Linked DNA regions of Homo sapiens: region 2 is linked to region 1. Evidence: chromatin contacts called from ENCODE Hi-C data. All regions are on one chromosome and are shown on one strand. Each heading gives the region's core, a stretch centred on a gene start or an enhancer-like site at or near the end of the contact. The rest is flanking DNA. Distances are from core to core; before and after follow the strand shown.

Region 1 (6,199 bases), core at 2,153-4,652:
TATTTCCTGTAAGGCAGGGATTTTCATCATGGCTATGATTTCTTCAGAACGTAGTATGTTGTAATACAAACACAAAGCCAAATAATGAATCTGGGTAACATTTAAATTGTCAAAAAAACTAATCTTCTACTAATTCTTTGCAGATCTTAATTAAGTTGTCAACTTCTCCGTGCCAAAACTTCTCCACATATAAAACATAGAGAATACCTTAAAGAGTTGTTATGAGACTGAAGTAAAATGTATAAAGCACTTAGTACAATGCGTGGTACAAAATAAACACTTCATAAATGTTGGCTATTTCAAGTGAGATTAAGAAATTACCAGATGGCCATATTTTGTATCAGGTGACTCCAGCCAGCAATAGCTGGACACCTAATCTAAAACCAGTCAATCCTGACACTGGACTGTGATTTAGTGGTAAAAGACAATAAGGGTCAATAAAATTATCTCTCTCAGAAATTTGAATTAAACAAAGACTGAGGCATTATTTGCCTAAATGACCTGGCTTTTTACCATCATCAATTTTCTACCATCAATGTTACCAATGACCTCTCTGTTGCTAAATCTAGTTTTTTAGCCCTTCATTTTATATTGTTTGGCAGCATTCAGTCTACTGAGTATTCCATTTATCTTGAAACATTCCTTTAGCTGTGCTCTAATCTCTCCAGTCGCACCTTCTCAGTCTCTTTGGAAGGCATTGAAATATTGCAGCTACTCAACACTTCATCCCAGGCCTCTTCTCCCTCTAGGCAATTTCATCCACACCCATGGCTTGAGTAATTATTTCTATGTCAAAATAATTATCTCTATGCCAGTTTACACTTTTCTTGTAAATTCAACTGCCTTGTCAATCTCTCTGCTTATCTGGATGTCCTAAAGATACCTCAATCTCCACTTATCTAAAACCAAATTAATGATCTTTCCTCTCACACCTACCCAAGGCCCCTTCCAATGCTCCCTATCCCAATAATGGCACCACTAACTATCCAGTTGAACAAATTAGAAAATGAGAAGTAGTCTTCGATACTTCCTTCTCCATCATCCTCATATTTCACTAAGTCCTATTAATTTTATCTCCTAAGTATTTCTCAATTCCTTCTCTTCATCTCCACTGCTACCTTCTAAGGTCTCTCTATATGCATTCTTGTATCCTCTGTACTCTCCTCAATGTAGCTGGTGGAGAGTATATCCTATATCCACTCTTGTATCCTCTGTACTCTCCACATTGTAGCCAGAGTTATTTTTTAATTATTCTAATCATGGCATGCTCCCACTTAAAAGCCTTCAATGGCTTCCCATTATTCTTAGGATTTCTGACCCAAATTCATATCATATTCTACAAAGTACTGGAAGATCTGGCTTCAGCGTACCTCTTCTCTCTTCCCATTGCCCCACATGTACCCACACTTGTCTCCTTTCAGTTCCTCAAACACAGCATAACATGTTTCCACCTGCTTGGGTTCTTTGCACATGGTTTTCCTGCTGCCTCGACCACTCTTTGCCCTTTTTTTCAATTATCCAATCCCTATCATATGTCAGCTAAAATATCACTTCCAGACAATATCAGTAATTCAGTTATTCATTTAAGAAATCTTTATTGAGAACATACTATACACTTAGAAAAGTTCTAGACATGTGGTATTGATAAAACAATGCCCTTGTAGAGCTTACATTGTAGTGGAAGGAGACAGGAAATAAGCAATACAAGCAAGTAAATTAAATAGTATGTTCAAAGGCAATAAATGCTATGAGAAAAAAAGGAAAAGAAGAACAAGGTAAGCTCATCCAAAGCAGGGAATTTCCAATGCCTAACTTATTGCCAGGCATATAGTTAGCACTCGATATTTGTTGAGTGGATGAATGAATAAAGGAATAAGCCTGTTCAAGTTATGAGGGAGCTAAAACTATAAAATGAGTAGAGGAGCTACTCAATAAAACAGAGGTGCCATGAAAGAAAGAGAAATAATGAAGGCCTTGAGACATAATGGTTCCTCGAACTTATTTCTGAGGGTGTCATAGTTTTCAGTTCCAGTTTCTGGGGTGTGGTGTGTATGTACCATAACCACACACACACACACACACACACACACACACACACACACACACACACCAGGACCAAAGTAATTCAAGTGGATCACTCTTGTAATGATAATACCTGATCAGGACATATATACAAGGTTATGTATACCACTGCCAACACCCATCACACACATATTCCCAAAGCCACTTCTTTTCTACCCACACACCCATGCCATCCCGTAACATCCAGTTCTTCAGTGGTCAGCCTCATTTAGAGGCAAACTCCCTCCCACATACTCAAAACTGTAAAAACCTTTGCTTTCTTCTATGACCCTGTGAGAAACTTAAAGTCAGTATCTCACAAATCCCAGCCATATGCACAAGGGGTCCCCTCAGGAATAGGATCCTGGGTCTCCCTTCCTGTCAGTCTTCCTGTCCCTTAAAGGCTATCTTCTACCCACAGAAGTGTGGACATGCACTCCTTTGATTCTGAATGACCTTCAAGATCATTGAACCCACACACACTCACACTCACGCTCCAGCCTCCTTTGGTAGGCTCCTAAAGGACTGGGGCTCCGGGTATCCCCTCAAGGCCTCTTGTCTTTTTAAGGACCCATACAAGAATTATTTGCATAAATTTCTCTGTGACCAGGAGTGACCCTGAGGACACTGCACATCCCCAAACACAAATACTCTAACTCCCCCTTCCATGGCACTGTCTGATATTAAAGTAACACACCTTCCACGTATACCTCCCTCTTTAGAGTCAGAGCCTCCTACTCCCACCCCGAGCCCAAATCATGCCCCTTTAGGGATCTCTCCCATGCTCCCACAGGGCAGTGTACACCCTTTCCATGACACAGCCTAGCCCTAGGATTAGCCTTCACCACAGGTGATCCCAGGATTAAGATCCTGTCTCTTCCCTCAGGTCCCAGCCCCTTTCGGGCCCATGTTCTGTCAGAAGTGTGCACACTAACCCACACTCCCCTCCACCACCCGGACTTCGAGGTCCCTGCCCGCCATTCAGAGGGGTGCACGCCACCCTTGACCCCTGACCCTGAAGTCATAACCCACCGCGCAAATATACAGGACCGCCTCCTCAGGAGTAGGACCATGCCCGAGTCCCCTGTTGCCTGAGACCCAGGACAGCCTGGCCGCCTCAGCCTTCCCCAGATCGGCCGCCCCCACAGACCTGCCTCAGGCGCCGACTGGCTCCCCTCCGCCATTTTTGTTGTCCCTCAGTCTCCGAGCTCACGCGAAGACCGCGGGGCAGTAGGGAGCGGGTGGTGGGATCAGTGGGCTGACAGGAGCTACCTCAGGAAGACGCGGCACGACGGTTGCCTGGGCAACGGGCGGCAGGCGCGCGGGTGGCCGGCGCGCGGCTGAGGGCGGGAGGGACGCCTGGGAGGAGCGTGCGTCCAAGGCCCCGCCCCCGCGGCGCGAGCCCGGGCCTGAGCTGGGACTTGGGCCCCGGGGCGCTGCTCCTCCGCAACCGATCCACCGCATCCTGGCAACTGAGCAGGCTCCGCCACCCCTAGAGCACAGGGGCCAGGTCTGTAGGGATGGCGCTTTCCTGACGGCGACCGGGGTCCTCGTACTGACCGCCCAGACTAGCTAAACTGGCTTTTCTGTGGTTGGTGCTCAACTTTGGGGACTTGGGACAGGTTTCTTGATTTCCCAAAGCTTCTCCCCTTGGTTTGCCTGGGTTACTCGTCTTCAACTGAAATGCACTGAAAACCAACTGTGTGCCCACCCCAACCCAAACACACAGAGGCCCAAAGGGTTCTGGCTCCTTGCCCCTCTGCGACAGCAACCCTCAACCCCAGAAAAGACTTATCCTTTTGCTGACGTATTTTTCAGTAAATATGGGCTGCTGTTTCCCACCTTTCAGTAGTGACACGCCGTTATCGTCTAAAACCAAGCTGGAACATTACCCGTCCTGACCAGCTCTGCCCTCCCGCAGTCCCCTGTATATTCCCTCTATTCCAAATGCTTTATGCATTATTTCCTTCTCGACCATGAGCTCTCTGATACCTACGGTTGTTCTCTTATCTTTGTATACTCCATAGTGCAGCGTGGTGCATGACACAAAGTAGGATCTCAGTCAATGTCTGCTGAATGGAAAATGGTGGTAATCTGAAAGGAAATGAGGTGGAGAGAGTGAAAGAGGGAAGGGGGAAAAACGCTAAGAAAAATGTGTTATTGAGCTGATTGCTTTAGTAGACAACTATTTTTAATCTTGCTTCAGACTCTGAAAAACAGGGTAGAATGTGTGCCTGCCGTTGTCCCACTGAAGAACACAGAGTCTGGGGCATTTGTCTCCTAATTTCTGTCTCCATTGGTTGAGGGTTGCTCTCCACCTTCCAGCTTGAACTCTCTCACATTTCCTGGTTATGCTTGCCAGGGCTGAGCAGACTTCTAGAGTTTGAGAGAAAGCCTTGAGGCAGAAATGCAGAGACGGACCGGAAGGCCTTCTAAGTAAGATGCTGGCCACATGCATGGAACTGTCCATTCATCTGCATTAAAATCAGGGATAAGAATCTTGTACAGAAAGTTACATGAAAATAGCTATCAGAATTATCTCTCACATTTGAACAGTTTAAAATTCACAAGCCATGTCCACACAACTATCAAGATGAATATATATGTGCTTTCCACAGTCCTAATGACACTTATGTAAAGGCTGTGAGGGTTTTGGGAATTTCGGTGTCGGAGGAGTCAATAAGGGCTAAGAAGAACAAAAGAACTACATTAAGTATAGGGAGATGGAAAAATAAAGAGAAAGATGTGGGTTCTACTCAGACTGATGTTATAGCTTTATAATCTTGGGCAAATCACTTAAACTTACTGAGCCTCAGTTTCCTCTTCCAACAAACTGAGACAAAGGTCCTGCCTACCACAAAGAGTAGCTCTAAGACACAAATAGGGTGATGAATGAAAATGCATTTGATGAGTATGAGCCAGGCTCTGTGCAGATGCTGAGGATAAAGAGACAAATATAACATTATTAAATTGAACCACATTGGTCAATTTAAATTTTAAGTAAAATTTAGAACTCAGTTATTTAATCAGAATTGCCACTTTTCAAGTGCTCAATAGCTACATGTGGCTACTGGCTACCATATTGGACAACATATGTATAGAACATTTCCATCACTGCAGAAAGTTTTGTTAGTCAGAATTGATAGACAAATGCCTTACTGGGCAGAGGAGACGAAAAGCCTGGAAAACCAGCTTGCTGACAGGACCAGGTTCGGTTCTCCTCTGTGTCAGCTATTCCTCAGGAAGCAGTGCAGGAGGGAGTATAGACTTCTTCACTACTGCTGGAGTCTTCAGAGACTTCCCTTTTGTTGTGTGAAAAATAACACAGCATGGGAAGTGGGGGGAAAACGTCCCCTACATGGGCTCCTGGGAATTAGTTTCCCCGTGCTACCATTCATATGTCCCTGGGAGGTCTGTCTTCCCCAGAGACCTCCTATGATTTCTGTCTCCACAGAAAACACCCACCCACAACAAGGGTGCCTTCTTTCAAGCAAAATATACCCTGTAGGATTCACCCACTCCCTCCATAAACATTCATTAAAATGATACCTTCCATGTGCCTGGCCACTAAGTTAGATGCAGAATGGAATGAGAGAAATATTTAATTTATAATCATATTTTTACGAGCACAAACTCATTTCATTCTCAGAGCAGCATTATGATATTTGTATTAATATCAGCCTCTTGTACAGAAGATGAAATTGAGGCTCACAGAGTTTAAGTGACTTATACAAAGTTTCAGGCAGAAAGTAGCAGACTCAGGGAAGACTGAAATTATGCTAGGAAATTCATCTGTGTTATCTCATGTAATTTTCACATCAAAAATACCATGCCTTTGAAGTTTACAAACTAATTGGAAAGAAAGGATTAACATGCACAAATTCAGTTTACAATTAATTTCCAAACAATGTGGTAAGAGCAATGACACAGGCATGCTCAGCAAAGTGGAGGAGCACTAAAGAGAGATCCCCTTGATGGGCATCTATAGCCACAGCCCACCAGAAGTATTCAAAATAGCCAATCCTAAATGTTTACTCTGCTCTACCTTGCGATTCTCACAGAAATCCCAATAAAGGCTTTGGCCTAGGATTTCCCCTTGCTCCTGTGTTCTGACACCAAACCAAAACCTGGTGTTTCC
Region 2 (6,199 bases), core at 2,163-4,662, 310 kb after region 1:
TGCTTTCCCAGAAACAATTGCTTATTCCCAAACTTGTTTATGCCAGTGGCACTTGCTTTTGTAATTATGTGATTCCATTTAATATTAATAAGCCAATAAAATATGGTTGTAAAAAGGGAGTTGTTTTATGAAAAACTATGTTGGACACTTTGAAAGACTCAATGAAAGCAGACTGCCATTTAAGAAAAAATGTTTATCAGAGTTACAGACAAGCAGTTGTAATAGACTTGGAGGAAATCACATAAATCTAGAAGGAATCTGTACTCAGATTGTTCCATAAGCGCCTTTTAAGTTTTAGTTGCACAATAAAGGTGAACCTGGAAACGGTAGACAATGTTTTATGCATTGGGATTTGTGCAAGAAAGACCTTATAGAATTCCAACTAACAGGTCCATACTCAAAGAAAATGGAATAGACATCAGTATGTTTTCAGTCAAAATAAAATAAAATCATTTTTAATGATTTATTGCTTGAAACAATTTTTTTTGATTAGTCAACTGGTTTCTACTGAGTTAGATAAGACCTGCAGAAGATGTACCAATGAGAAGAAAGGCAACTGCCTGTAGAGGGGGAAAAGGGCATGAGATTTGAAGGCCAGAAAGGGCTGAAAACAGCAGGATTAACTGAGAATCTGCTTAGGGAACAGCCAGATCCCCCTGCCCCAGCCGTCTTCCCACTCTATAAAAAACATGGCAGTGACTCCAGACCTATCACTATATGCCAGGTTAAAAACTTTACATAAATAAACTCAACAACCCATGCAGTACTATTCTTATTAGGCCTAATTTACAGATAGGAAACAGGCAGAGAAAGATTAAGTGACTTGTCCATGGTCATATAGCTAGAAAGTGGCAGAGTTGAGATTCAAACCCAAGTGATCTGACTCCAGAATCCATCCTCTTCACCACATCCATCCTACCTTACTGAAGAAACAGGGCAGTCCCAAAGAAAAGAACTCCCCTTTTTTGATATTTATGTGTCCCCCCCACAAAACAAAAGGCCAAGTCCTGTCTGGTCCACCCAGAGGGAAATCAGCCCCATCTGCCTTCACAGACATCCAATGCCAGTCAACTTCTTGGACACTTATCCTTAACTATGGACAAAAGCCAAGGACCAGTAAAGATTAAAGAAGCCTCCAACCAACAGGAGGAGAGATGCAGAACCACAGAGAGACCACAATAAAGCAACCAAACAAAAGAGGGAAGCTGGAGGAGACAGAGATAAGTCAGCAAACCGGAGGGAAAAAAATCACTATTGATATCCTCAGAGAGATAAATACAGAGGCTGTATCTATGTTGTGGGGTGGGGGGAAGGAAGAACAGAGAATGAACAAGTATGATAGCTGAAATTAAAAATTCAGTAGAATGGTTGGGACATATATATAACGAAATAGCCTAGAGAGTAGAAGAGAAAGACAAGCAGAAGGGAAATACAGAAAAGTGAAAAGACACAGGAAAAGCAGGGCTGGAGGCCCAAGCTCCAACTCGCAGGAGTTGTGGAGAGCAAGCAGACAGAAGACTACTAAGGAAAAATAAAGTTTCACAGGACTAAAAGACAAGTTTCCACATTGAAAAGGGCCACCCAGAGCCTAGCACAACGAATGATAAAAGCCACCACGTGACAAGTTTTGTGAAATTCCAGAATTCCAAAGATTAAAAAAAAATCCTCAAAAACAGCCAGAGAGAAAGAAAAGCTGCACATAAGGAACATGAATCAGAAGGCATGAAGCTTCTCAAGGGTCACTCTAGGTGTTCGAGACAGTGCAAGGCACCCATGTATAAAGGAGAATGATTTCCAACCCAGAATTCTATGCTTAGCTGAATTATTGATCAAGTGCAAGGGCAGAATACGGAAAAGTCCACATGGATGAAAATTCCCCCACCCCTGCCCAATTTCTTAGGAAGCAATTAAAGTTTTCAAAAGAAGGGAGCAAACCAATAGAGACAGAGGACCATGAAATGATCCTGGAGAGACACCCTTGGACCAGAGGGTTCCTGCAGACAGCTGGGTAGTGCAGTTTGGGAGGGAGCATTCCTCAAGGCAGAATACCGAACATGACAGAGGAGGTTTTGTCGGGAAGCTATAGGATGAGAAGCCGTGGCAGTTTTGATACAGGTTTTGGGAAAACTAACAGCTACATTTTCTTAAAAGGAATGCTGATCACTGAATTACCTAAAAATAGTGCTTCAGATATACCGGGCATGCGCATGGGGCTGGAAGACAGCTAATTCCTTATTTATTCTAACAGGGAGACAACAGATAAAGTCTAGCGTTGGTAAATTAAGAAATCGCAGCATGAGCATATTATTTTGAAGTATGAGGGTAAATGCCAGAAAATACAGGTAAAAGTGGCTAAAGTGGTTGCCATCAGAGTGCAGAACTGGGAGGATGGATTGGGTGAGGCAGGAGATGGCTGTTTTTCCATAAAGAAGAAGCCTTTCCATTTGCATCCAGCCTGGGCCTCAGATTTCCTGAAGCACTTTCACATACAATATGAATTGGTTTCCTCAAGAACCCCCCATTACAGAGACAGGAAGCAGAGGCCCGGACAGAACAGTGACCGCTCAAGGTCACGCAGCAAAGCCTGGGCCCCCAGCGCTGGTTTGGTAGACCCCATCCCCACCCCGCCACCCCGTCACCCCACACCCAGAACCACACCCAGAACCAGAAACCAGCTAAAGGCCAGCTGGGGCGCCAGACGACTCGCCCTGCCCCGTCGACGCCCCAGACGGTGTTGCCGACCTCCGCCCCGCAGCGCTGGTGTGGGCGCGGCCGGACCTCACTCAGCCTGCACTGCCCCGCGCCGCTCGCCGCGTCCACACTGTCCTTGGGAGGACGCGCGGGGAAGCCGCGCACGATGCGGCAGCGCCCCCTGCCGGGCTCCGGGCGCTCCGCTCCCAGCCGGCTCGGCGAGTGCTCCGGGAAAGGGGTCCGGACCCCACACGCACTGGGTTCCAGGACAGGCTCTCGCTCGGGCTGGGCCGACTCTGGCCCGCCTAGGCCCCGGGCACGCTGCAGTGAAGGCGGTACCCTCACCACAGTCACAGAACGTGTCGGCTGCCCGCGCGTCCTCCCAAGGACAGTGGACGGGAGCTGGGGCTGGAGAGGGTAACGACCTGCCCAAGGTCACACAGCACCGCAGTGGCACAGCCAGGACTGGCACCCACACCTCCCGCGGAACCTTGCAGGGGCCCAAACCACCTGGGTTCTAGAGCTCCTTGAACTGGCCTCTTGGGCTTTAGGGAAGAGCTGGGGACGAGGGAATGGGGTGGGGCCACACCACATTAGCACGGACCCTTGGGTGACTTGGGCGGAAGACGGGGCGTCAGGGCCGCCTGCGCGCGCGTGACCTCCAAGGGTCCTTCTGGCGCTCCTCCGGCGCTGCGTGCGGCGCTGGGCTGCGGCTCACCCGACACACCGGCGGCAGCCGCGGCTGCCCCCTACTGGCGGAAGGAAGAGTCGCCGCTCCGGGGCCCTTGGCGGCCGCCGCTCTTCGCGCCTCCTTGGCCTGGCTGCCACCCTTCCACCCTCGGGGGAGACCCCGCGCTCTGTGCTCACTCGGGGAAGAGAGGCTCAATCACGGCCTGGACCAGCACTAGGGACCTAAACGCTCTTCTCAGTGTGCGTGAAGCCAGGTCCTCAAATCCGCCTTCAGTAAGAGCAGCACAGGGTCGTGGTTAAGAGCATGGACTGCAGAGCCCGACTGCATGAGTCCTGGCTCTGCCTCTCCTCAGCTGTGTTACCTTAGGCAAGTTACCAAAACTCTGTGTGTCTCAATTTTTGCTACCACAAAATGAAAATAGTACCTAATACATAGACATTGTATGTATGTGAACGCTTAATTTAACTGCATAGCAACCCTATGACGTTGATACAGTTATTCCCATTGAATGATGAGCCACAGACAGGTCAAGTAACAACCAAGTTTCCGCAGGAAATAAGTGGTGGAGTTAGAATAAAAATCCAAGTAATCTGGCTCCAGGATCCCTGCTTTTATACACCATGCTAGACCCGGATGGTAATAGAACCCACATTTTAGGGTTGTCCTGAGGGTTCTATGAGCTGACGGATGTAAAGTGTTTAGAATGGTGACTGGCACACAGTAGGCAGGAGGTAAGTGTTCACTGAGCACCTACTGTGTGGCAGCACTGTACTAGGCACCTGGGATACAGCAGTGAGCAGGCTGATCCAGCCACACCCTAGTGAAGCTGCCAGCCTAGAGAGGCAGACATTGAACAAGCCTGACAAACATTTAGGGTGCCCTGAGATTGAGGATCCCAGGTCAGAGGGTGGCCCAGACCCATACCCAGCCACTGACAGAGGGCCAACCTCAGGGAAGAATCCAGTACAGAAATCTCAGAGTAGGAGACAAATACCCCAAGCTGAGAAAGGCACTCAGAGGAGGTGCCTTCTGACTTGAGCCTTGAGAGCTAAGGTCTTTGCCAGGCAGAGGTGAGATGGGATAAGGCCCCTCCTCTTGCAGCCATTCACTCTGCCCCCACCTGGAAGTCCTCAAGTCCCCCCTTCTAAGGCAGGAATCGCTGGCGAGCTGGTTTGGATCCACAAGACAAATTATCTTGGTTTAAAGAACCACTCCCAAAGCCCACAGAGAATATTTTTCCAGGTGGGGGAGAGGTGTGATGAGGGGAGCATGAGGCCCCAGAGAGATTAACTCTAAATGGGCCACCTCAGGAGGCAGAGAACTCATCCCCATCAAGGTGGACAAGAGGCTGGAAAGCCACCTGCAGGTGTCTTGTGGGGGCCTCCCTGGGCAGCCAGAGCAGTGGAACAAGCTAACTTCACTGGTTCCTCTCTGTGACAAATCAGATTGCCCTTTCAAAATGTCCTTGTTGATGCCCCTCGGAGGGCTGCGTGGATCTCAGCCGCTCTTCCCCCGTGCCAGCCAGTTTAATCAGATGGCTTTCCTCCAGACTCCTGACTGTAGCCTGAGCTTGCCAGAGAAGGGAGATGTTAATCAGGTAAGGATGGATTCTAGGAAAACAAACAGGAGAACTTTGGTGGGCTGGACAAGCAGCAGACATTTGTTGAGCCCTTCTTTTGTGGCAGATCCCTTACTAGATGCTTTACATTTACGATTTTATTCTTAATCCCCAGAGCAGCTGTGTGAGGCAGAAGTAGTATTTATTATTCCCCATTGTCTATGTGATTGAACCAAGACTCCGGAAGCGGCAGAACTTACCCAAGGTCACAGGGCTGGCGAGCAGCAGAGGCAAGATTTGAAACCAAGTCTGGGTAACATTAGAATGGGAATCTTTTCCACCACATTCCAGTGTTTCCTTAGAGGAGCCTGATGCAGGGTAGAAGCGATGGGGGAGCAGAGGGTTGGGGAGAAAAAGATGGAGGAGGGGTTTTTGCCAGGCAGGCAAAGACAAAGAAATGCAGGTTGGAAGGAGACAATGTCTCAGCCAAGGTCTTCATTTTCTCCCTAGGCCACATAAAATCAGCTGGGCCGAGGCCTCCTCCCTCTGCAGGGTATTTTGAAAACCACCCACCTCTAAATTTCTTCTGTTCCTGTGCTTTAAAGTTCCTCTAAAAAGTTGGAATAAATTTGCCTGTCTTTTCTCCCAGACAAATGCAGAGGAGGAAAACAAAAAGAACACGTATTTTATGAACGCAAATTTGGGACAGTGACACCTCCAATCATTATTTTATGGCATGATGATATACAGTAATTAGGTGTCAAGAGTAATCTATGGCCACAAGAACAGAGTCATCTCTGCGAAAAAAAATGCTCTTTCCTCCCAGAAGGAAATCTGAGTGTGGAGAGGGAGGGGGCGGGAACTGAAGCCTGCAGAAGGCAACGCACAGCTGCCTACTGGGCATGAGGCGAGGAGGCCCAGCAGCTGGGATGGTGCTCCTGGGGGGCGGGAGGAAGGGCCCTTTCCTGGGGGTCAGGAGGAGGCCTAGATATGAGTCTCACCTCCTGGCTCTGACACCCCTTTCCTGTAACCTTGGACAGAACTCATTCCCTCTCTGGAAGACATTTCCTTTAATTGCCAGGACCTGGAGCCCTCCTGGAAGGTTTCCTGAGAAGTGGAGCTGGAGTTGGGCCCCAAGAGATGGGAGGATGTGGATGGGCATGCAGAAGCAAGAAAGGCCTTCTGGGCTAAGAAGCTGGCCCAGGAAAAGGTATGGAAGAGGGAAATCTGCCTTGAGGACCCACTTATGGGGAGAATTG

What was found. Hi-C counts contacts between places; a loop is a spot of excess contacts on that map. Pooled maps may share reads with other maps.
Region 2: a loop to region 1 is called in a pooled map, with 3 times the contacts of the local background. The contact joins the enhancer-like site here to the promoter of AGBL4 in region 1. A Hi-C loop is called at or near these places in 4 of 50 pooled maps.

The regions. Positions count from the first base shown.
Region 1 is chr1:50,020,552-50,026,750 of GRCh38, forward strand. It overlaps AGBL4 (AGBL carboxypeptidase 4), which reads right to left and starts at 3,403. Exons shown (of 14, transcript NM_032785.4): 1 at 3,212-3,403. The coding sequence starts at 3,245. LOC105378708 (a long non-coding RNA gene) reads left to right here and starts at 3,470. Exons shown (of 3, transcript XR_947311.3): 1 at 3,470-3,571.
Region 2 is chr1:50,330,304-50,336,502 of GRCh38, forward strand. No RefSeq gene overlaps it. Among named protein-coding and RNA genes, the nearest start is that of LINC02808, 12 kb to the left of the region's middle. RefSeq lists an enhancer at 2,585-3,085 and a silencer at 2,769-2,968. Within about 2 kb of position 3,413, at least 3 of the 41 ENCODE cell types and tissues checked have a DNase peak (open chromatin) inside an H3K27ac peak, as active enhancers do.